Linked DNA regions of Homo sapiens: region 2 is linked to region 1. A link is a loop called in an ENCODE intact Hi-C map of the cell type or tissue named here. Cell type or tissue: heart right ventricle. All regions are shown on one strand. Links, peaks and the distances in the headings refer to the core of each region. The heading gives the core; the rest is flanking DNA.

Region 1 (11,007 bases), core at 2,009-10,008:
TTATAAATGTTATGTAGCCTAAACTGTACTGTGTTTATAAAGTCTAGAGTAGTTCAGTAATGTCCTAGGCCTTCTCATTTGCTCACCACTTACTGACACAGCAACTTCCAGGCCACAAGCTCCATTCATGGTAAGTGCCCTATACACGTGTACCCTTTTTTATCTTCTATGCCATATTTTTACTGGGCCTTTTCTATGTTTAGATACATAAATACTTACCATTGTGTTACAGTTGCCTACAGTATTCAGTACAACATGCCTCACAAATTTGTAGTCTTAGGAGCAATAGGCCATACCAGTTAGCCTAGGTGTGTAGTAGGCTATATCATCTAGGTTTGTGTAAGTACACTATAATGTCTACTCAAGGAAGCAATTCTCAGAACATATCCCCATTTTTAAGCAATGCCTCACTGTATTTGTGTATCTAAACATAGAAAAGACACAGTAAAAAAAGCACAGCAGTATAATTTGATGGGACCACCGTCTTACATGCAGTCCATCCTTCACTAAAACATTATTATACAGCACATGACTGTATATGAATCCATTTTTATTATGTCCTAGAAAATGCAAACTAATCTGCAGTGATAGAAAACAGACCAATGGGCTGGGCGCGGTGGCTCATGCCTGTAATCCCAACACTTTAGGAGGCCGAGGTGGGCGGACCACCTGAGGTCAGGAGTTCGAGACCAGCCTGGCCAACATGGTGAAACCCCATCTCTACTAAAAATACAAAAATTAGCCGGGCTTGGTGGCAGGTGCCTGTAATCCCAGCTACTCGAGAGGCTGAGGCAGGAGAATCGCTTGAACCTGGGAGGCGGAAGTTGCAGTGAGCCGAGATGGCTCCATTGCACTCCAGCCTGGGGAACAAGAGCGAGACTTCGTCTCAAAAAAAAAAAAAAAAAAAGAAAAGAAAAGAAAGAAAACAGACCTATTTGAACAAATAAATTCATGGGAAGCCTTATTTTTTTTAAATTATTATTTATTTATTTATTTATTTTTGAAACGGAGAGTTTCGTTCTTGTTGCCCAGGCTGGAGTGCAATGGCACGATCTTGGCTCACCGTAACCTCTGCCTCTTGGGTTCAAGTGATTCTCCTGTCTCAGCCTCCCGAGTAGCTGGGATTACAGGCATGCACCACCACGCCCAGTTAATTTTGTATTTTTAGTAGAGACAGGGTTTCTCCATGTTGGTCAGGCTGTTCTCAAACTCCTGACCTCAGGTGATCCGCATGCCTCAGCCTCCCAAAGTGCTGGGATTACAGGCATGAGCCACCTTGCCAGTCCGGAAGCCTTATTTCTTATTGTAAAGCACTATGCGTTTGCTAGCTACCAGTGCATCATTTGCTTGGACAAGGGCCTCTGGCTTTTGTTTCTTTGTAGCCCCAAGTATAGGCCTAACCCATAGGGCCAGCCACTGGGCAATGTCTGTAGTGGGGATGATGGCATTGTGATGACACACTGCACCAATATATATTAAGTGAAAGAGTACCCAATGTGTTCCGTGTAATTACCATCAACAGGGACCATCCCAGATCTGAGCAGTTTAAGCCCTCTGGGCCTTGGCACAATGTGCAGCCTAGATTAATTAGTTAATGTTCATAAGACACTTTGAAGATGGAAAACCTTGTAGGAGTGCAAAGCCCATGTATTAAGGATGATAATTATATACATTTGAGCTTCAAATTCAGCAATCATTGTTGGAAAGGGTAAACCAGTTGCTGATTTATAGCACAGCAGTGTCCTGGACCTGCAAAACCTCTTGAAACGTGTCAAGAGCAGCTCTGGCATGTGCTCTGGGGCATAAAGTTGCTCTTGGAAGCAGGTGGGCATGTATCCCTTCTGTCATCCCACCAGAAATGGCTCAGCACTGTTACCTGGCTGCAAAGTGGATCATTCAATTTTCAATAAATACATGCTGAGAACTTGCTCTGTGGGGAAGACCTATTCAAATTCATATCAAGTAGAACTCAAAGTAATTCCTCCTCCCTCAGACTACAGAGCTTAGGGGTGACATAGAGGTGGTTTCATATCACAGCTCTGGCAATTGTATTGAGTGTGACTTGGAGAAAGTTATGTCGCCAATGTAAGCCCAGGATCTTCATGTTTAAAACAAGTAAACTTTGAAGATAATAATATCAGCCTTTCAGAGTTGAATCTGCAAAATATCTGGTAAGAAACTGAGACATCCTGGGTGCTCAGTAAATGGTAACTGTTGTTATTGTGTTGCCAAACTGTGCCCCTGATAACCAAAAAGCAGTTCTCTTGTGCTCACATCCATTGATGTGGGTTTTAGTTGCATTTGCTAGTTATACATTTTTTAGGACAATTTCTTCTTTTACCTCCAGGGATCCCTCACCCTGTGTCCCCTGATATCAGTGGTCTTTATTAGAGGAAGGAAAAGGAATTCTGTTAATGTTTTCATCTGCTAGCTGCAGTTCTCAAGACACTCAATAACTCATTGTCAATGACCTAGTTACTGACAACTAATTCCTCATTTATGGAATACGTCACTTTTGGAATGAATTTGATGACCCTGAACCAGAGCTCTGAGGACTCTGAACACAGAAGTGGGATCAAAGTGCTGCTAAACCCTGGCACAGCCACCTGGCCTCAGGGAAGGCAGTTAAAGGCACATATTTTAAAGGCCATCAAGTGTTTCTCTTCTTGGTCCTAGAAGAACATTCCCAGAGTGCCCTTCATCAAGTTGTCCCTAATAAATATCAAATGCAGGAGCTGAAGCTGTGGATGCCATGCTCCTCCCACCCACATTCCTCAAGACCTTCTCCCTTGGTGGCCCCACCAGGAGCCCCAAGTCCCACCTTTACTGCCAAACTCCACTTCAAAAGCTGAGGACTGAGTCCTCCACTGGTGCATCAGGGGAAGCCTTTTGAAGATGCAAGGGTTGTGAGTCACTGATAATCATCATGATTCATCCACGAACTTCAGAGACCAGGTTCTCTTTAATACTCATTATCCCTTCAATAGGCCAAGTTGGGCCAATAGTTAATTTGCAAATTGTAGGACTCAGTAAAGTGAGACTCTAAAGGCAGGGTAATTAATAAATTATTTTTATAGAGAGGTTGACTTCATTCAATTTTCCATATTTATTACTCATACGAGACAATCTTTCTAGTTTTCACCTCCCACAGGGCTAATGAGAGTTGATAGTCATCTCTCCTTCCACTATTCTCCCCTCACCTTATTCTGTGAGGCTCTGAGGCATTAAACACACACTTTACACTGCCAGGTCACTGTGGTCACAGTGTGTAGCTCAAAGACGGCCTTCAACAGGCATTTGTTTATTACAAGACACTTCACTGGTGCTCTCTTTCTGTGCCCTTGAATCAGGCCTCACCACTCAGCAGGAGACCAATCAAAATGAGTCCTAAAAACCATTGACAGTAACTTCTTGGCCTCTCTGAAGTCACTCCACCCTCTGTTCCTCTCTTGTGGTTCTGATGTTTGTTTCCTTACCTCTTGGCCTTCTTGGCTTTGGTGTACAATTCAGTGAGTTACAGATTGAATTGTGTTCCCTTTCAAAAAGATATATCGAAGCCCTAACTCCCAGTACCTCCAAATGTGATCTTATTTAGAAATAGGGTTGTTGCAGGTATAATTAGTTCACGAGTTCATGTCATAGTAGGACAGGCTCTGTACCCAATATGACTGCTGTCTTCATAAGAAAACGTCCATGTGAAGACATCCATGTTAGAGACACACAGGGAGAATGCCACGTGAGTACTGGAGGACGAGCATGATGCAGCTAAAAGCCAAGGGATGCCAGACGTTTCCAGCAAACCACCAGAATCTAGGAAGAGGTGAGGAAGGATCCCCCACAGGTTTCAGAGGGAGCATGGTCCATGGATACCATGATTTTAGACTTCCGGCCTCCAGAACTGTAAGAGACTAGATTTTTGTTGTTTGAAGCTATCCGATTTGTGGTACTTAGTTACAGCAGTTCTACCCTCCTTACACACAGGGCTGAGGCAGAAATGCTATTTCCTAAGGCAGGGCCTGAGGCAAGGCCAGTGCTGGGTAACCCAATCTGAAGTCCAGGAAGCACTTACAATTCTCTGTCTTCACTAGAGGTGCATCTTGCAACATGGTGTCTCAGTGCGGGTGTTAACTGTTGATTCCATTGACAGAAAAATCTATCTCCTCTGTATAAACATCTGGATGACTTAACACGTATTTGAGGCCCAGTTCTATGAACCACTGGCCAGACAAGGACTCCAGCCTCCCAAGACTGAAGAGTATAGGTCATGCCAAGAACATTCTTCTCAGAACTCTAGTAGTAGGACTTACAGAATAACGTCCTGGGCAGAGATGATTCGGCCATGAAATAGACTAAAAAGTGGAATCATTGAAATTAGTCATTGTGTGGCCTAGAGTAGTCAAGAGGGGCTCCCCCAAAGAAGCCACAGTGCCAACTATTGTAAGATGAGGAACTTTGGAAGAGCTAGTGATGAGGATGGAGAATATCCCAGGCATGGGGGCCACATGAATAAAAGCATGGTGACAGAAATAGAATGGCAGATGCTGTTCAGTGAGGAAGCTCAGCTGGTTAGAGTAGTGTGGTCTATAGAGAGTAGGGGAGAATCAAGTGTTGAAGGTTAATCCATTTACTCTAACCCTAGTTTGGCTGACTGCTTAATCATGGGTTTTCCTTCCTTCCTTCCCTTCTCCCTCCGTCCTCCCTCCCTCCTTCCCTCCCAGCCTCCGTCCCTCCCTCCCTCTCTCCTTCCCTTTCTTCCTTCCTTCCTTTCTCCTTGTTTAATTCGCCCTCTCTTCTTTTTTCTTTTTCTTCGATATTCAATGCAAATGCCTGATTGCCTGATTTTCATACCCTCTGGTAGGCTCCGGATGAAGGCACGCACTGCTACTATGTTAGAAGAGCGTGCATACACAGTTACAGCACACTACGCTAAACGCTATCACAGAACACAGGACTGGAAACACAAACATTGAGGCAATGCTTGACAAATATCCAGCACACATCAATAGCATTTATTGATGGGAAAATATGGTCCAAGGGTCACATCATCTCATTTGATCATTTCAATAACCCGATGAAGTATCTATTATTGTGTCTAACTTAAGGATGAAGAGACTGAGGCTTAGAAAAGTGAAGAAACATCTCGAATCACACAGCAAGTGGGTGGCTGACACAGGGCTCAAGCCTCATTTTTCTAAACTTTCACTTGTGTTCTTTGTACTACATGATGTCAGTTGTGTATTCTTAAGCTGGAATGACGAATTGGTCACCCAGATTTTTCTTACTGCCTTCAGTTGCTTCTTGACCATGGAGTTTCACCATACCACACTTTTTGGTAATAGGGGCTTGGGATAAAGCCTGTCCTCTCTAAAGATCTGTCTTTCCTTCTTTCCATAGGAAGAACTTGCTGCTCTGGGTATGGACAAATTGGATAGGGTAGAGCAAAACAGGAGAGCCTTGGCTGACAAAAGGAGACACATCAGCTAAGGGTGATGTCGGCTAGCTGAAAATACACACTAATCTAATCTGGCTGTTCTAGATGAATCTCAGGAATGTGGGAGGCTAGCATGTCAGATAGGCAATTATTGGCCGGACACAGGATTGCATAATGCAATGATGACTGGGGCTTCCTGCTTCAGCTTGAATGTGGCGAGCTTGCCAGAGAGGATTTATCTTCCCAAGAGAAACATGCCAACTTTGAGAGGATATGAAGTAACTGTTATTATGGGAAAAAAGACAGGCTTAATTTGAAAATAGTCAAGGTCTCTTTCAGTTGTACTCTGGATCTGCCTTCCTTTGGTTTTGTTTGTTTGTTTGTTTGTTTGTTTTTCCTTTTCTGCTCTTCTGTCTCTGTCACTAGGTCTTTCTCTCTGAATTTGTGTCCTCGTTACCTTTCTTTCATTTTGCTTTTATTTTTACTTAAATCCTTGCTTTTTGTTCAAATCTTTATATCAGTTTAATGTTAGAGAAAAGTGCCTTGATTGTTTTCCTATCAAAGAAGAAAATGCTGATTAGAACCAGTGTCTGTGGTGGTTTTGTATGGGAGGGGTCTTTTAGACTGAAGATTAAGTAGACGAGACTCCTCTATTTAATATGCAACAACCTGGAACATTTTGTTTTTGATAACCAAACAAGCAAATTGCCCACATACTTCCTCTTTCTACACAAAAACCCACATCACATTCTTGCAACTGGCTTTGCCTTAATTGCTTCACAAGAAAAACCCTGGCTATCATTTGGCCTCCTTTGAGACACTGGCTCTGAATTCCTCAGGGTGGCCAGTAAAATGCTTCAGAGAGAAAAATGACGTACATAAACAAAACAGAATATAGGAACAACAGAAAGGTCTTTTCTAGATATTTCTGTGTACTTTCTTTTTTTCTTTCTAGATGAGAATATGACATACGGAATGCATGGCATTGGAAGCCAATGCTTGCAACTCTCAGTCTAGTTTTTCACTAATACACTGTGTTTCCTCTCTTCTTACTCAGTAAAGTATTCGTGTATGAATATAAAAATGTAATGTTGGAGCTAAAATGTCATAAAGTCACAAAACATAAGTGTCCAAAACCCTGAGATTATTTATATTTATAGTGAACTCCTCCATAAATATTTATTATTTTGCAAGATGACCCTGCACCATAAAGAAAATGTGGTGTTGTTTAAGAAGACAGAAAATTATGTAACAACACTTAGACACTGTTTGATATTGAATTAAAATTCTCATGGAAACTCTTCTTGGAACTTAAAGGGATTAATCCGCATTAATTTTCTAGAAAATACACCTGGTTCACTTAAACAAATTCATATTGAATAATGAACCACTTATTGAATATTGTTTGCCAGACTCAATGGTAGGCATTGGAAGCAAAATGATTCATATCTTACACATTCTCAGGATGTTTTATTGTCTTATTTTACATATATGAAAATCAAGTTCAGAGAGGTCAAGCAACTGGCCCCAAGCCACACAGTCAGTAAGTTGGTAGGTCAGCATGAAGCTGGGATGGAAACAGGTCTGTCTGACCTCCAAGTCTGTTCTCTTTGTACTGTATTCTCTCTTTGTTATGTGCCAGGAGCTCTTCCAGGTGCAGATGAATACAAAAGCTAATTTCATTTTGGTAAAATCACCCTTTCCTCCTATGCCCTCTATGGAACTTTGACAATATGAAAGAAATGCAGGGTAAATTTTACATGACCACAGCATAATTAACAAAGACAACAGGTTTATTATTAAACAATCATAACTACTAAGTTAAAAGTCCTGATTTTCCTTACAAATAACATCTACTCCTCTACTACTTCCTGTGACAACTGTCAAATAAAGGCTTGAAATGTAGAAACAATATTTTAAAAGATGAGTTCTGTATAGCAAGGGTATGTCAACCTCTTCCTTAAATCTATTTAGCATTCAACACTTGCAGTAAGACTTATACTTTTTTTCAATATGTTCTTATAATATTACAGAGATACATAAATGCCCTGAGTATTAAATTAAGGCTAATCACATGTCTCCATGCTTTATTTTATCAGTAAAATATCTACATTGTAAACATTGTCTGCCTCTACCTTGCAGTTGGATTCATCTTTTACTGCACAGAGTTCTTGAGCCAATCCTGAGCTGGAAGAGAAAGTATCTTAGAATTTCTACCCTGAGGATGAGGTGTGAAGGTGGCCTGAAATGTGTCCTGCTGACATTCACTGTGTCACTTCCCTACCTAGGTTGAGCCTTGGTACCATGTAGACCCAATCCACCTACTCCACTGCCACAGCTATACCATCCTGCCTCTTCCGCCTTCCTTCTCCTCCACCTCCTGCCCTTCCTCCTTCTTCTTACATCACTTCACACAAACACAATGGTGACCAGTCTTTAAACTCATCCCTTTTAGATGGAATAGATATTAATTTTCTGGATGAGAAAATCGTGACTTAGAGAATTTAGATAACGCACCTGAGATCATAAGACAGGTTCCTGGGTTTGAATTCTGCCTGTATGAAAAATGACATGGGCAGAATTCAAACCCAGGGTCCTGCCTGCCTGCAAAGTCTGAAGCATTAGTCATTTTCTTAACACTAAGTCATTTCTAATCCTTTAGGACGCACCAGCCTTCAGATGGGCACCTTTACCATCATCCTCCCCCACCCATCTAGGACTGACATGTTCTGAAACCACATCTTTTGTGAGTTGGACATTGGTCATACCCTGCTGGGGTGACTGTCATGATCAGCTCAGCCTCCTTACCCACCATCCTACTCTATTTAGGTTTCCTCACCCTTCATTTTCTGTCCTTAGAACCCAGTTCTAGTTTTCATGGCTAATGTCCCAGAATGTTTTGAACCTGAACATCTCAGAGTTAAGACAGTCTCTGCCAACATTCTCTATATTAAAATAATACTAACCATGCCTTACTTACTATGCTAAATCTCTTGCCCCATAACACGTCGCTTCACTGAGAAGTTGCCTTCTTGAGTTGATCCCTGCTGCCACTGGCCATTTCAGATAACTCCACTCACCAAAGACCAACTTACCTGTCAGCCCTTGAAGATATCTGCAGACACCTGGTGGTGCCCAAGACCTACTGAAAAAATTATTTTTTCTGGTTCCTGATGTGCTTTCATCCCAAACCCAGTTCCACCTGAGTCTGGGATCTTGCTCTGAAACTGCTACTGACCCCTTTGGATTGGTTCCTGTACACTGAGCCCTTATGATATCCAGAACTGCTGGCATTGGAAGCCAATGCTTGCAATCCTAGTGTAGTTTTCCACTACTACTCTGTGCTTTCTCTCTTCCTATTAAAGTATTTTTGATGAATACAAAAATGTCATTTTGTAGCAAAAATGTTATAAGGTCACAAAACATAAAAGTGTCCAAAAACCTGAGAATATTTATATTTATAGTGAACTCCTCGATAAATATTTATTATTTTCTAAGATGACCCCACACCAAAAATAAAATGTGGTGTTATTTAAGAAGACAGAAAAATGTGTAACAACACTTAGACGCTGGCTGAAATTGAATTAAAATTCTCATCGAAACAGTTCTTGGGACTTAAAGTGTTCAGCATTAGTTTTTTAGAAGATATACCTTACCCTCGTCAATAGGCTCTTGGAAACTGAGACTTTAAGCTCAACCACTTACACTGAAACCAATTTTCCCATGGGTTAATTGATATAAATAAGAATTAAATTTCTATGATTTATTTCTGGTCACAAAAACATCACCGACTTGTAAATAAAGGCCAACGCATGTCCATATTAAACATGAAAATAAATGTGAGCTATGCATATGTTTAAGAAAGATAAACAAAAACAAGTAAGAGAATTATTTACCCACTAATTTCAGTTTAGGTTCATGACTGGCCAGAACCTGTCCTGGAAACAGGGCTCAGGATGGAAAGCAGCCCTGGACAGGACACCCTCCCATTGCGGGGCATACTCACACACACCCCCACACGCACTCACACTAGGACCACGCAGACACACCAATCCCCACCTCAGGTGCACATCTTTGGGATGTGGAGGGAAACCGAAGTACCCGGAGAAAACCCACGCAGACGTGGGAGAACATGCAGACTCCACAGAGACAGTGGTCCTGATGAGGAATTGATTTTTTTTTTCTCATCAATATTATAATAAACAAAATGACATTATTCAAGGACCTGCTGTACTTGGTCTTTTCGGAGTTGGCAATGCCTCTCTCTCTTGTTGCTCAGTGCCTCTCACAGGGCTGGAAGAGCCTCTGTGCCCTGACATTGGCTGTGTTGCTGTCAGGACAGCCTGTCTAACCCCAGCCCAGTCCCCTCATGGAGAGGGGAATTTAGAAGGTTTGTTTTTCTATAACAGGAAAAATAGAAAACGTCTTGTTTCTGCTACCAAGCAGCAAACACCTCTCAGACCTCTTACCTACCCTTGCATCAAATTATTTGAGCTTCTAATAAACCACAGCGTCTGAATTCCTAAACCCCCATAAAACAAAACAATTGTACAAAAAGGACAGGAGTTGAAAGAAATAGATGGCACCCGATGAAGTCATGTGTCTTTCCCAGCCCCCTCCTACTCTGTTGGTTTTCAAATAGTTCTTTTCACTTGTTCACTCCATATGGAGGAAGATATAAAAGCCTTCCTTGATGCCACGGAGAAAGGCTGGCTCTGAAAATCCCAGATCCGAAACCTGATTGGCAGCTATGGAAAAGTCCAGCACTCTCTAGGAGAGCAGGCGAGTGCCTCACCGTGAGGCCTGGCTGGGTGATGAGGCCAGTCCTGGGGTCTTTGCTCTGACAACACCTTGCTGAGCTGTTCTGGGCAAATCTCTTAACTTCTCTGGGTGCTCTCAGAATTCTTATTTATGCAATGAAATAACCTCTATGGGTCCTTTCCAGGATCATGATGTGAAGGAAAAGGTGGAATATTGGGCTGCATTTGTGGTGCTCTGCCAGTGCAGGTGAGGAGTGTGTGAGCATCCTAGGAGTGCATCCAGGTAGTTAGGAGGGAGAGGACAACACATAGTCTCCTAGGTGCAGGCGGCGGGGGAAGTCCGGTGGACACCTGTGAAGCTAAGTTCCAGGACCTTCTGGGGGCTGTGGAGAGGAAGGGGACCTTCTCCAGAGGGGCCGTGTTGATTGACTCATTCTTCTCTGACTCCTCAGAAGCCAGTTCATTGCAGTAGAGGGGCTGTCCTGCAAGTCATATGCTTCTCCTCCTTGCCTTAACTACAGGAATTCCAAGATGTTTACACAAACTTCAAGGAGTGAACCAAGTTATTAAAAGAGTAGCAATTAGGGTGGCCCATCCCAGCAATTTAGTTTCCTGTCTAAGGAAGCATGAAGGGGGAGGGGTTTCCAGGGAGGGGAGAGGGAGGGAGCATTCTTGTCTCCTGATTGGACCGCCCCAGGATTTCCATTTCTGAACACAGACACAGAAGGAGGGAAGAAAGGTTGCCAGATGCCAGCTCCCAGCTCCCTGGAGGAGTTACTCGCCGCCACAGATGCTCCAGCAGCTGGTTGGGCCCCT
Region 2 (11,007 bases), core at 1,913-9,912, 65 kb after region 1:
TAATCATCGCCATTCTAACTGGCATGAGATGGTATTTCATTGGGGTTTTGATTTGCATTTCTCTAATGACCAGTGATGATGAGCTTTTTTTCATATGTTTGTTGGCCACATAAATGTCTTCTTTTGAGAAATGTCTATTCATATCCTTCGCCCACTTTTTGATGAGGTTGTTTTTTTTTCTTGTAAATGTGTTTAAGTTCCTTGTAGATTCTGAATATTAGCCCTTTGTCAGATGGATACATTGCAAAATTTTTCTCCCATTCTGTAGGTTGCCTGTTCACTCTGATGATAGTTTCTTTTGCTGTGCAGAAGCTCTTTAGTTTAATTAGATCCCATTTGTCAATTTTGGCTTTTGTTGCCATTGCTTTTGGTGTTTTAGTCATGAAGTCTTTGCCCAAGCCTATGTCCTGAATGGTATTGCCTAGGTTTTCTTCTAGGCGAAAACCTACCAAACTTTTATTGTAAAGGGCCAGACAGTAAGTATTTTAGGCTTTCAGGCCATAAGGCCTTTGGTCTCTGTTACAACCATGCAACTCTGCTCTTGCAGTGTGAAAATGCTGTGGAAACCATACAGGCAGTGTGTAAATAAATGATCATGGCTGTGTTTCAATAAACCTTTATTTTTTCCCTAATTTTTAAGCTGCTGTATTTGAAACCATGTGTTAGCCAAACAAAATACAACCCAGGCCCCTGTTTGCAACCTCTGACTTTTGCTGGATTTTATATTAGGGAACCTTGCATTTGAGTGTGGAATCTTATGTTTCCAATAAATCTTTATTTACAAAACAGATGATGAGCCAGATGTCCAAGCCAGGGGCCTTTGTGTGCTGACCTCTGTCCTAAGGCATCTGCTGTATGTGATGAGTTAACTTTTTTTCCCTGTACGTCTGGAGTGCTAAAAGCTCTGTACCATCCTTGGGAGAACTGAGAAAAGGGCCACTCACATCATGCTCTGTAGGAGTTAATTCTCTCATGGATTTCAAATTGAGAAAGGTTGTGCCGATAACCTTTGTTATTCGAAAACAAAACTAAACAAAAATATTAAAGTTTAAAATATTCTCAGAGGCTGATTTAGAAAAAAGGAAGTACAAATTACCAAAGTTGTAAATAAACAAAGAACGTTACTACAGAGCCTGTAGACACTGAAAAGTTAATAAGATGGTACTCCAAACAACTTTATGCCAATGCATTTAAATATTTCTTTTTAATATTGAAGTGTATGTGGGGTGAGGGACTTGCCAAAAGTGTGCACGAAAAATAGAAAAACCTAAATAGGTTTATATCATTAAACAAATTAAATTAATGGTTAAAAACCCCCAAAAGAAAAGTCGAACCTCAGTTGGCTTTACATTCAAGTAACATGGAAATCAAATGTAAACTTCTAGGGAACAGAAAAAGAAGAATCACTCCTTAGTTAATTTTATCAGGAAAGCATAACCATAATACACAACCTAATGAGAACATTAGAAGAAAGTAAATTTACTGCAAACCTCACTCATGAGATGAAAAATTGTTAACAAATCAGCAAGCTGAATTTGACGTCAAATAAATTTAAAAAGATGCGAATTATGATCACATTGGGTTTAACACAGGAATGCAAAGTGTTTTGAAAGGTAGCAAGTCAGTAATCTAATTTACTATATTAATAAATAATGAAGAACTATATAATCATCTTGAGGCAGTAAAATGTATTAGATAAAATTTAATATTTATTCAAGATTTATAAAAAAAAATCTTCTCGCTGGGCACGGTGGCTCACTCCTGTAATCCCAGCACTTTGGGAGGCTGAGGCGGGTGGATCACGAGGTCAGGAGATCAAGACCATCCTGGCTAACACGATGAAACACCGTCTCTACTAAATATACAAAAGATTAGCCAGGCGCGGTGGTGGGTGCCTGTAGTCCCAGCTGCTCGGGAGGCGGAGGCAGGAGAATGGAGTGAACCCAGGAGGCGGAGCTTGCAGTGAGCCGAGATGGCGCCACTGCACTCCAGCCTGGGCGACAGAGAGAGACTCCCTCTCTAAGTAAATAAATAAATAAATCTTCTAACAAATTAGGTGCAGAAGAGAAGTTCCTTAGCATGATGAAGAATATCACCTGCAAGTTACAAGAATGCTCATAGTGGCGATTTGTTTTTGTTGTTGGTTTTTTGTTTTTTATAACAGCCCCAAACAAGACACAGTCCAGTCAGACTGTGGTATATGCTTAAAATAAAATTCTATACAGTAATGAAAATGATTATCTTACAACTCTACAAAATGAAATGTGTGAAAATTACCAAATAAATGCTGAATAAACCAAGCAGTTTACAAAAGCATACATATAATATAATTCCATTTAAATGAGGTATAAAACCGGAGGAAACTACAAAGCCATACCATTTAGCCATGTCCACATAAGTGGTAAATCTCTAAAGAGACACAAGCAAAGGGTTTCCATAAACTAGGACCATGATTATGTCCTGAAGGAGGACCGGAAGAGACCCATAGCGTAAAGTGTTTTGGCAATGTTTATTTCTTGGCTTGGGTGGTGGTTACATTGTCTTTGTTATGTTCTTTATTTAGTCTTTATGTGCTTTTTCTGTATAAATTACGTTTAAAATAATACAATTAAAAATCAGGCTGAAGGAACACCTAATGCAGAGAGCTGAAATGGTTATTTTGTATCCAGGAGGAAGCAAATGACCTGAAAGCTGACGTCAAGAACCTGTGGATGGCAGAGTGGAGGGATAAGTCATGTGTTCTTCTATAATACCATCAAGATGCTGGAACAATCCTTAGACTGCTACTTTTGGATTTCTGGGTAAGTGAAGAGGTATTTTTACGTAAAAAGAAAGGCCCTTAGGTCAGAGTCGCTCTTAGTTGGCTTTTCTGTTACTCATAAAGTCTTAATTGTTGCTGTTCGTGTGCTCTTCAGTTACATCCTGATTTTCAATGAACACGCTTGGAAAGTTGTGAAAAGCATAACTACGAACTATTGGCTAATACGGCTTAGGCTTAGGTACTCCCAATTAAGAGGAAACAGATTCTTGAAGAGGTGCAGTTCAAAAATCCAAACACTTTAGTAAGTTCAAAGCCAGATGGCGCTTCGCACATACCTCGACTGCAGTTGTAGCATGATTCTCTCCCCAGTCCTGTAGTCCTATGCTGTAAGTCAGGGTTCCTGTTTACTCTTGTATTCATTATCTGAAACCTATTTATTGAATGCATAGTAAGTTCTAGATATTGTTCCAGATATGCCTGATAAAAAGATTGTAAACTCTAGAGTTGTTCCTATCCACTGTGAATGATACATTTGTAAAAGTACAATATGTATATGCAATTACAAATATGACCAATGTCAAGACAAATGGCCCTATAAAGATGTAACATTTTAATGATGGCTCACTGTGTTCCCTCTGAAAGTTTTAGCTTCATTGTTAGTAGATATTATCATTATTCTCATTAGTCAGATGAAGCAAACCAAAACCTATTGAAGCCAAACACTTTGCAGGAGGTTAAAACAGCTAGAATCTGTGGAAGCTGGAGTTGAAACACACAGCAGTGAGCTTTGATAACGCCTAGTTGCTAAACCTAATCACACTAAGGCAATTCGGGACTTAGATAATTCCCTCCCCCTTCCCTTCTCTTCCCTTCCCTCCCCTCCTCTCCCCTCCCCTCTCCTCCCTTCCCCTTCCTTCCCTTCCCTTCCCTTTTTTTTCTTTCCTTCCTTCCTTCCTTCCTTCCTTCCTCCCTCCCTCCCTTCCTTCCTTGCATTTAGCATATAGCATATGTATACCAACTGAATGAATGAATTTTATACTCCGATTCGGTTAAAATCATTCCCTTAAGAATGGAAATGATTTGTAGACTAGTGTAAAATATTCAAGACTCGTGGCTTAAAGCTGTGTTTCATGCTTCTCCAAGGATGTACTCACCAATGGACAAATTCATGATAGAGTATATTAGTTCTAAAAAAAAATTTAGATTATGAGTTCTTTTTACTATTATACTTATGACTATATTTCAAGTCACCTTCTCCAGTGCTAACCTCAGTTGTAATTTATGTCTTTGCCATTGACAATGTGGCTGGACAAGCCAACATTAAAGTGCACATTTGGAAGCACAAAGCTGATTAGAGATGTACCGTACATGAAAGCCCATGACATATTTAAGTCTCTTGCCCTGTAAGAAGGTACAGTAGATGAAATGACTTTTACAGAGTATCACTAAACCAAATCACATCATTTTATAGTTTCTCGGTTTCCTCATTCAGGTTCCAAAAGAAATTAAGCACCAGTGTCCTAGGCATTAATTCAGGGGTCTAAATCAATTGGAGGGCTTGGTTACATACTTCTTGCCCCCCCGTTTCTGATTCAGGAAGTTTGTGGTGGAACCTAAGCATCTGCATTTTCATTAAGTTCCAGGTGATGTCATGCTGCTGGGTACTGGGCTATACCTCGAGAACCATCACTGTAAGGCACACATTGCATGGGAAGAATTAACTTCTATGCATTTGGTACTAAATTTATGTATAATACTTGGGAGAACTGGGAAAATAGTCACGCAAGTCATTTTCTGTGTGTTGTGGTTCAGGCAAGATATCCTGATTCTGAAAGGTTTCATGACTAGACAAGGACTTCCTTCTGTTCTCCGGATTTAGATATCCAACTATCTCTCCAGCATGGCTATTTGAGTTTATAAAAGACTTCTCAAAAACAATATGTGCAAATGTTCCAGTACATCTCATATATATTTTGTTCATTTGCTCAGGCCCCAAACCTTGAAGTTAAACTTAATTTTGTTCTTTCTCTCAACTCCATGTTAAATTGATGAGCACATCCTGTCAAATACCTGAATCTGCCTACTTCTCTTAATTGATCTCTCTGCTTTGACCCAGTAGTCTATTATATTCTGCTGTCCAAAATCCCCCATGGCTTTCATGCCATCTCACTCAGAAGAAAATGCCACATCTTGACTGTGACTCACAGGGGCTCCTCTCCTGGTTTGTCCCTCTCCAGCCTGCTGACTTGCTTTCTGTTCCTTGAACACCCCACCATGCTCCTGCCTTGGGAGTCTGTGTACTTCCTGGAATGCACTTCCCCTGCCTCTCATTCTAGCTCCCTCCCTCTGCATATCTCCCTAGCTTACTCCCTCACAGCCTTCACATCACTATGCCAATAACGTTTCCTGACCTGACTATATAAAACACCAAAGTCCTTGCATGTCTTTCCCTTACCCCTAACGCCACCTATTTTATTTTTTATTTTTATAAAGAAAGGGTCTTACTATGTTGTCAAGGTTGGTCTGGAACTCCTGGCCTCAAGTGACCCTCCTGCCTTGGCCTCCCAAAGTGCTGGGATTATAGGCACGAGCCACCATACAGCATTCTTTTTCAAACTCTGCTTTATTGTTTCTGCATATACCATCACCTGCCATACTATATTTTTATTTGCTTATTATTTGTCTCCTCCCACTAAAATAAACTTTTCCTAGGAGCAGATTTTTTTTTTCCTTTTAACAGCCTTATCTTTAACACCCAGTACTATTCCAGGCATGTAGTAGGTTCTTAATTAATATTTTTAAGTAGATGAATTTTAAAGATTGAAATACCAAAATTCACTGAAGAGAAGACACTAGCTCAAGGACATCACTGGAGTCAGGGCTGGGAAACAGGGGCAGAGGCCACCTTCTTAAAAGCCCAAGATGGCGGTTCTTTCTATTAAAGCCCACACCAGGTTTGGGGCTCCTCTGCCTCCAAGAAAGAAGTGTGACCTCTGCTTGAACTGAGAGAACTTGAGCTTAAAATAACTGTGAGTCACGGCCTTCCCTGAACCTTCTTCCTTCCTGCAAGGCCCGAGGTTGTTCCCATAGCCGTTCCCTGGAGGACATTAGCAATGTGGCATATATTTGAGGGTCCCTGGGAAGACAAGAGCTTGCATTCCTAAGAATGTGAGAGGAGCCCAACCCCAGCGCCTATCCCATGTGATTGGAGGAAGTGGCCTGGCTGATATTTCAAGAAGGAATGGGTCATGGGAGTCATGTCACTGCTCGGGTTTGTCTTCTGCTGACATTGGGACATTGCTGGCAAGAAGCAGGACTTGCATGATTCACACTGTCAGCTGAAGGTCTGAATCCTGCCAAATCACCATCTCCCATCCTAGTGTTGCTTGTCACCTCCAGTCATTTATGCATTCCTTCTTTAATGATTTATTTCACCCTCTCTATCTACGAAACACTATGCTAGATGAATGCTCCTAACAAACTATGAGCAATACTGACATAACACCTGACTTCAAAGGCTTTTAAAAAGATGGGAACAGTCCCACTGATAGGTGACATTTGGAATTTTCACTAATGATGTAGAATAAAAGGGAAGTAGAAGCTGAGGGAAGGACGAGAGGTCCCAGAGACTCCAATCTGACTCTCACACCTCTTGCTTTACAGTTGAGGAAATTGAAGCTCAGGGATTGTTCCTTTTTGTGTCCTTGAAGGGTGAGCTGATGATCAGTCCACAGTGCCTCTGTGCCCTGATGTAAGGATGTATTGTTTGCATAGTTCAACTCAAGAAATAGTGTTTCCTTTGCAGTTCTCAAATTCAATAATGCCTAATTTACAATAATTATCTGCTGCAGACCATCAATGAATGTGAGCATATATGGCAGACAAAAGTTGATGTTTGCAATTTTATAACAGGTATATTTATAGATATCTGTTATAAACAGTGCTATTTATAGACCCTCAGAAGGGCCTAACAATCAAGGCTGGGGGCGGGGCGGGATAGTTCTGCTGAATTTCCTAGTGGCCCCCAGCATCTCAGGATACAGACTATTTCTTCTTCCAATGTCCTGTCCATACATTCTCATGTGCACAGAGATGGAGAGGCTCAGTACAGAAAGCCCATTTCATCAGCGGGTAAGTGAGAGGAGTCCTCCAGTATACACTCATGTTCTCGCTTTCCTCTCTTCCCTACAAACCCTATATATACTGTGTGTCTTTTCTTAAAGAAGGCAATGTGTGAATAAGGAAATCTCAGCCTTCAAAAATGCCAACGGCTTCTGTGACATGCTTTGTTACAGAAGAGCAAAATCCTTCTTTATTTCTTTCCTTTCTTCTCTGAGTTTCTCCAGATGAGAGGTGGGGTCTCACTCCTCTCTGTCCCTCTATTGCCAGGTAGAGCAGATGTTACAGAGCTATTGCTCAATGCATTTGAACTGAACTGGCTCATTATTTACTTATATTGTGAACCCCTTGAAGATATTTGGAGGTTTATATCATTCATCTTCAAATCTCAACCATTTATGCTGTGGCCTGACATATAGCTCTCTCAAACAATACTAACTGAGAAGTCCAGCCTGGTTGGGGGTGAGGAACCAAACAGTAGAATGCTACCTGTGCCAAAAATATGTATGGTAGGTTGCAAAGGTTGGCCAAAAATTTCCTCCTCTTTGTATCCATGTCCTTTGCAAGGTGAGTTTGCAGCAGCGCCCTTAAAGCAGTGACACAATTTTCTATCCCTTGGGGTTGGTCTGCTCTTATGACTTTCTCCAGACAATAGAATGCAGCAATGTGATACTGTGATCTTTATGAGACTTTTAGGCATGCGAAGTTAGAGATTGTCATGCAAGCTGTTACAGCATTTATTAACATTACAGCAATGGATTGGCCACTAAGATGGGAAATAGGGCCTAATTGATGTGTTAAGTTAGTAGATTAGGAGGGTCACCTGGGACTTTGTGTTGTGAAGAATTCTGAGGCCACATCAGTGATGTTGGCCCTGGATGTATGAGGGTATGGAGAAGGAATGGTAGCATTATGCTACTCAATGTCCATCAGTGTCCTATTTCTGATAGCACTGAATTAAGCCCTGGGGCAATATAGGCATGGAGTACATGGTTCTCATCATCAAGGATATAGAAGCCCATGTTAAAGAAGCCCTTATTTGCACTAGAACAGGCAGTTGTATAAGAACTTTGCTCTCAGGAATTAGAATTCTCTGATAGATACTTAATGAATACATGCCATACAATCTTCATGTTAAACTTGTATTAAGTCATTTAAGCTGAGGTATCCTAACTGAGGAAATGTGTACCACTGAGGGTAGGTACTCAAACACCTTCTGAGGACGTGAGGGCAAGGATAGATTTCAGCTTATCAATGTTTAGACCCATGACACCCATAGGTGCTCTTTCCTAAAACTGACCTGCCTAGGAGGATACCTGGGGTCTACCTGTTCTCTTATCCCACACGCCTTTGATAATTGTCCTTCGACTGCAATCAAAATATGCCCATTCTGAATCTTTGCATGGTGCATTGGTCCAAAGTGTAAAAATATTCCAACAAAAGAATATTATAACATAAGTGGAACACGCATCTCTCTGAAGGAAGCATCCTTCTAGGACAAAGTAAAGATGGCATCCATAAAAAATACTAGGCTTATTGAATCCAGGTAACAGACTCCCAGCAAGGCCCGACAGCTTCCTCTCTCTTTCTCATCACTGTCTCTCTGTGTCTCTTTCTTTCTCTTTCTTTTTGTTAGAATAAGAATTCAGAAGTGTATTATGATAACAATGGATATCAATATATTTATTTTAATTTTTTAAATGGGGTCAAATTTCATTTTCAATTGGCTTTATGGTGGGCATCTTCCATATACTAAAATTAAATTACAGATATAAGAGTTTCATTAAAATAGGTTTATATGTACATAATCTATATTAACATAACTATGTACTTAAATAATATACACACAGAAGTATACCATTTACAACTATTTGTATTTGTGAAGAATATTTTAGATGCCAATTTAAAAAGCATGAAAATATATGTAGTCGGCAGCCTCCATGTACTCCCAAATGATGTTTGCCTCCTGGTATTTACACGTTTAGATAATTTCCTTACACAATGAATCAGAGCTGGTTGTGTGACCAAGAGTGTGTGATAGAGATGACAGTGTGTGACTTTTGAGGCCAGCTCATTAGAGACTTTGTGGCCTCCTCTTTGCTCTCTTGAGCCATTTGATAATATTAATACTAGCATCTAGCATTTTCAGAGCTCTTACACCATGCAGGAAATGTGCTAAGTTGCTCCCAGGGGAGTTTTGGAAGGTACAAGAGCATAGATCCAAATTATACCCGTACTGCATTTAAGGTAGGAAGAGACACATCAGGACAAATTAAAGGGTGAGCACCACAGGAAAAAGCAAACTCTGTGTCTGCAAAGCAGATTGAGAAGCCTCCTTGAAAGGGAAGAAGGGAGAAGACTAATTTGTTCCAATAACAACCAACATGAAAGTGAGGAAAGCCTGGCGACAGAGGACTAGTCCATTGTATCAGGGGCCCTGAATCTGTGATTGGTGAGAGAGAAGACCCCAAAATGTGCCACATCTTGATGACCCTCTCTCTGTATTTTGGGAGCTAACTGTCAGTGTCTCAGTTACAAATTACACACTGCATTTTCTAACATCTTGTCATCATAGGCTTGGATTTCTTTATGTCAATTGCAATTGTAAAAATTTGTTGAAAAGAATCCAGTTTGACAGAGTATGTGCAGAGGGAACCACTACTCTTTCTGTAAAGCCCCAGGCCCCTCACTCTCTTCAACTCAATGTTAGGCTACGATGTGGGCCCTGCATTCAAATAAAGTCTGAACCAAATTTTAGGTAGTAGAATGGGATACTAAGATTCACCCTAGAGAATCAATTAATTGTTAACAAAAGAAACATTGACACAAGTTACTCAGAAAGCTTTTGGTCGAGCATGGTGGCTCATCCCTGTAATCTCAGCACTTTGGGAGGCCGAGGCAGGTCCATCGCCTGAGGTCAGGAGTTTGAGACCAGCCTGGCCAACATGGTGAAACCCCGTCTCTACTAAAAATACAAAAAATTAGCCCGGTGTGGCAGTGCATGCCTGTAGTCCCAGCTACTCGCGAGGCTGAAGCAGGAGAATTGCTTGAACCTGGGAGGCGGAGATAGCAGCAAGCCGAGATTGCATCATTGCACTCCAGTCTGGGCAACAGAGTGAGACTCTGTCGGAAAAAAAAAAAAAAAAAAAGAATGCTTTTAAGTTCCTTTATTGAACAACCTAGTTCAGGACAAAGAATCAAAGAGGGTATTGGACTGGATGATGTCTTTGCATTTTTGTGCCATATGATGTGTTCATATCTTTGTAGAACACAAAACAAGCTATCAAAGGTAAAGTTACTGATTTTATTGCAATTTTTATTAACATTTCTAATTAAATTTGCTTTACCATTATCAGAAAATTTTCACACTAGACATATTTCTCTCATAATTTCATGAGTCAGAAAGCATCCCCCATTTTATGAATATGGAACCATGGCTCAGAGGCAGGGTCCATGGTAGCACAGGTTGTCTGTCCACTGCATAATTCCAGGTAATGACCGTCACATGCGAATGATTCATGTGCCCAAAGTTACCCAGATAACTAGTGGCAAGAACAACATTTGAACCCATCTTAATCTCTAATCAAAGCCTTTCTTTTTTTCCCTGAGGCAGATATTCTTCCGCTGTTTTTGTTTATTTCACAATGTAGACTTTTTTCTTTGAGACAGGGTCTCATTCTGTTGTCCAGGCTGGAGGGCAGTGGCATGACCATAGCTCACAGCAGCCATGAACTCTAGGGCTCAAGTGGTCCTCCTGCCTCAGCCTCCTGAGTAACTGGGGCTATAGGCACACACCACATTAATGGGCTAGGCTAATTTTTAAAAAATTTTTGTAGATACTGGTTCTTGCCTTGTTGCCCAGGCTGGTCTCAAACTCCTTAAATGATCCTTCCATTTCTACTGCCCAAAGTGCCGGGATTATAGGTATGAACCACCATGCTCAGCCCCATGATGCGGATTTTAATAAAAAAGGAGGTGAGATAGGATTCAAAGAGAAACAACAGGACTTTCAAAAAACTGAACTCTTCCTGAGCTTTTTGATAGAACAAAGGAGAGTTAATGAGAAGGTGAAAGTGAGGGAAGGGTTGTGTGGGGTGGAAAGGAGCTGCAGGGTTATTTGAGCTTGA

Evidence for each region. Peaks named below come from ENCODE experiments on the same cell type or tissue, not always from the same donor. Only the 100,000 strongest peaks of a DNase experiment are listed, where the experiment ranks them.
Region 2: it touches region 1 in a loop (3.0-fold over the local background); 8 of 110 quality-filtered maps call a loop at or near these places.

The regions. Positions count from the first base shown.
Region 1 is chr2:12,813,694-12,824,700 of GRCh38, forward strand. No RefSeq gene overlaps it. Among named protein-coding and RNA genes, the nearest start is that of MIR3125, 82 kb to the left of the region's middle. RefSeq lists an enhancer at 2,614-3,813. In heart right ventricle, for the core only: no CTCF peak of the experiment used is centred there; a DNase peak (open chromatin) is centred at 5,598; H3K27ac peaks cover 7,699 bases.
Region 2 is chr2:12,879,063-12,890,069 of GRCh38, forward strand. No RefSeq gene overlaps it. Among named protein-coding and RNA genes, the nearest start is that of MIR3125, 150 kb to the left of the region's middle. In heart right ventricle, for the core only: no CTCF peak of the experiment used is centred there; a DNase peak (open chromatin) is centred at 5,929; H3K27ac peaks cover 2,131 bases.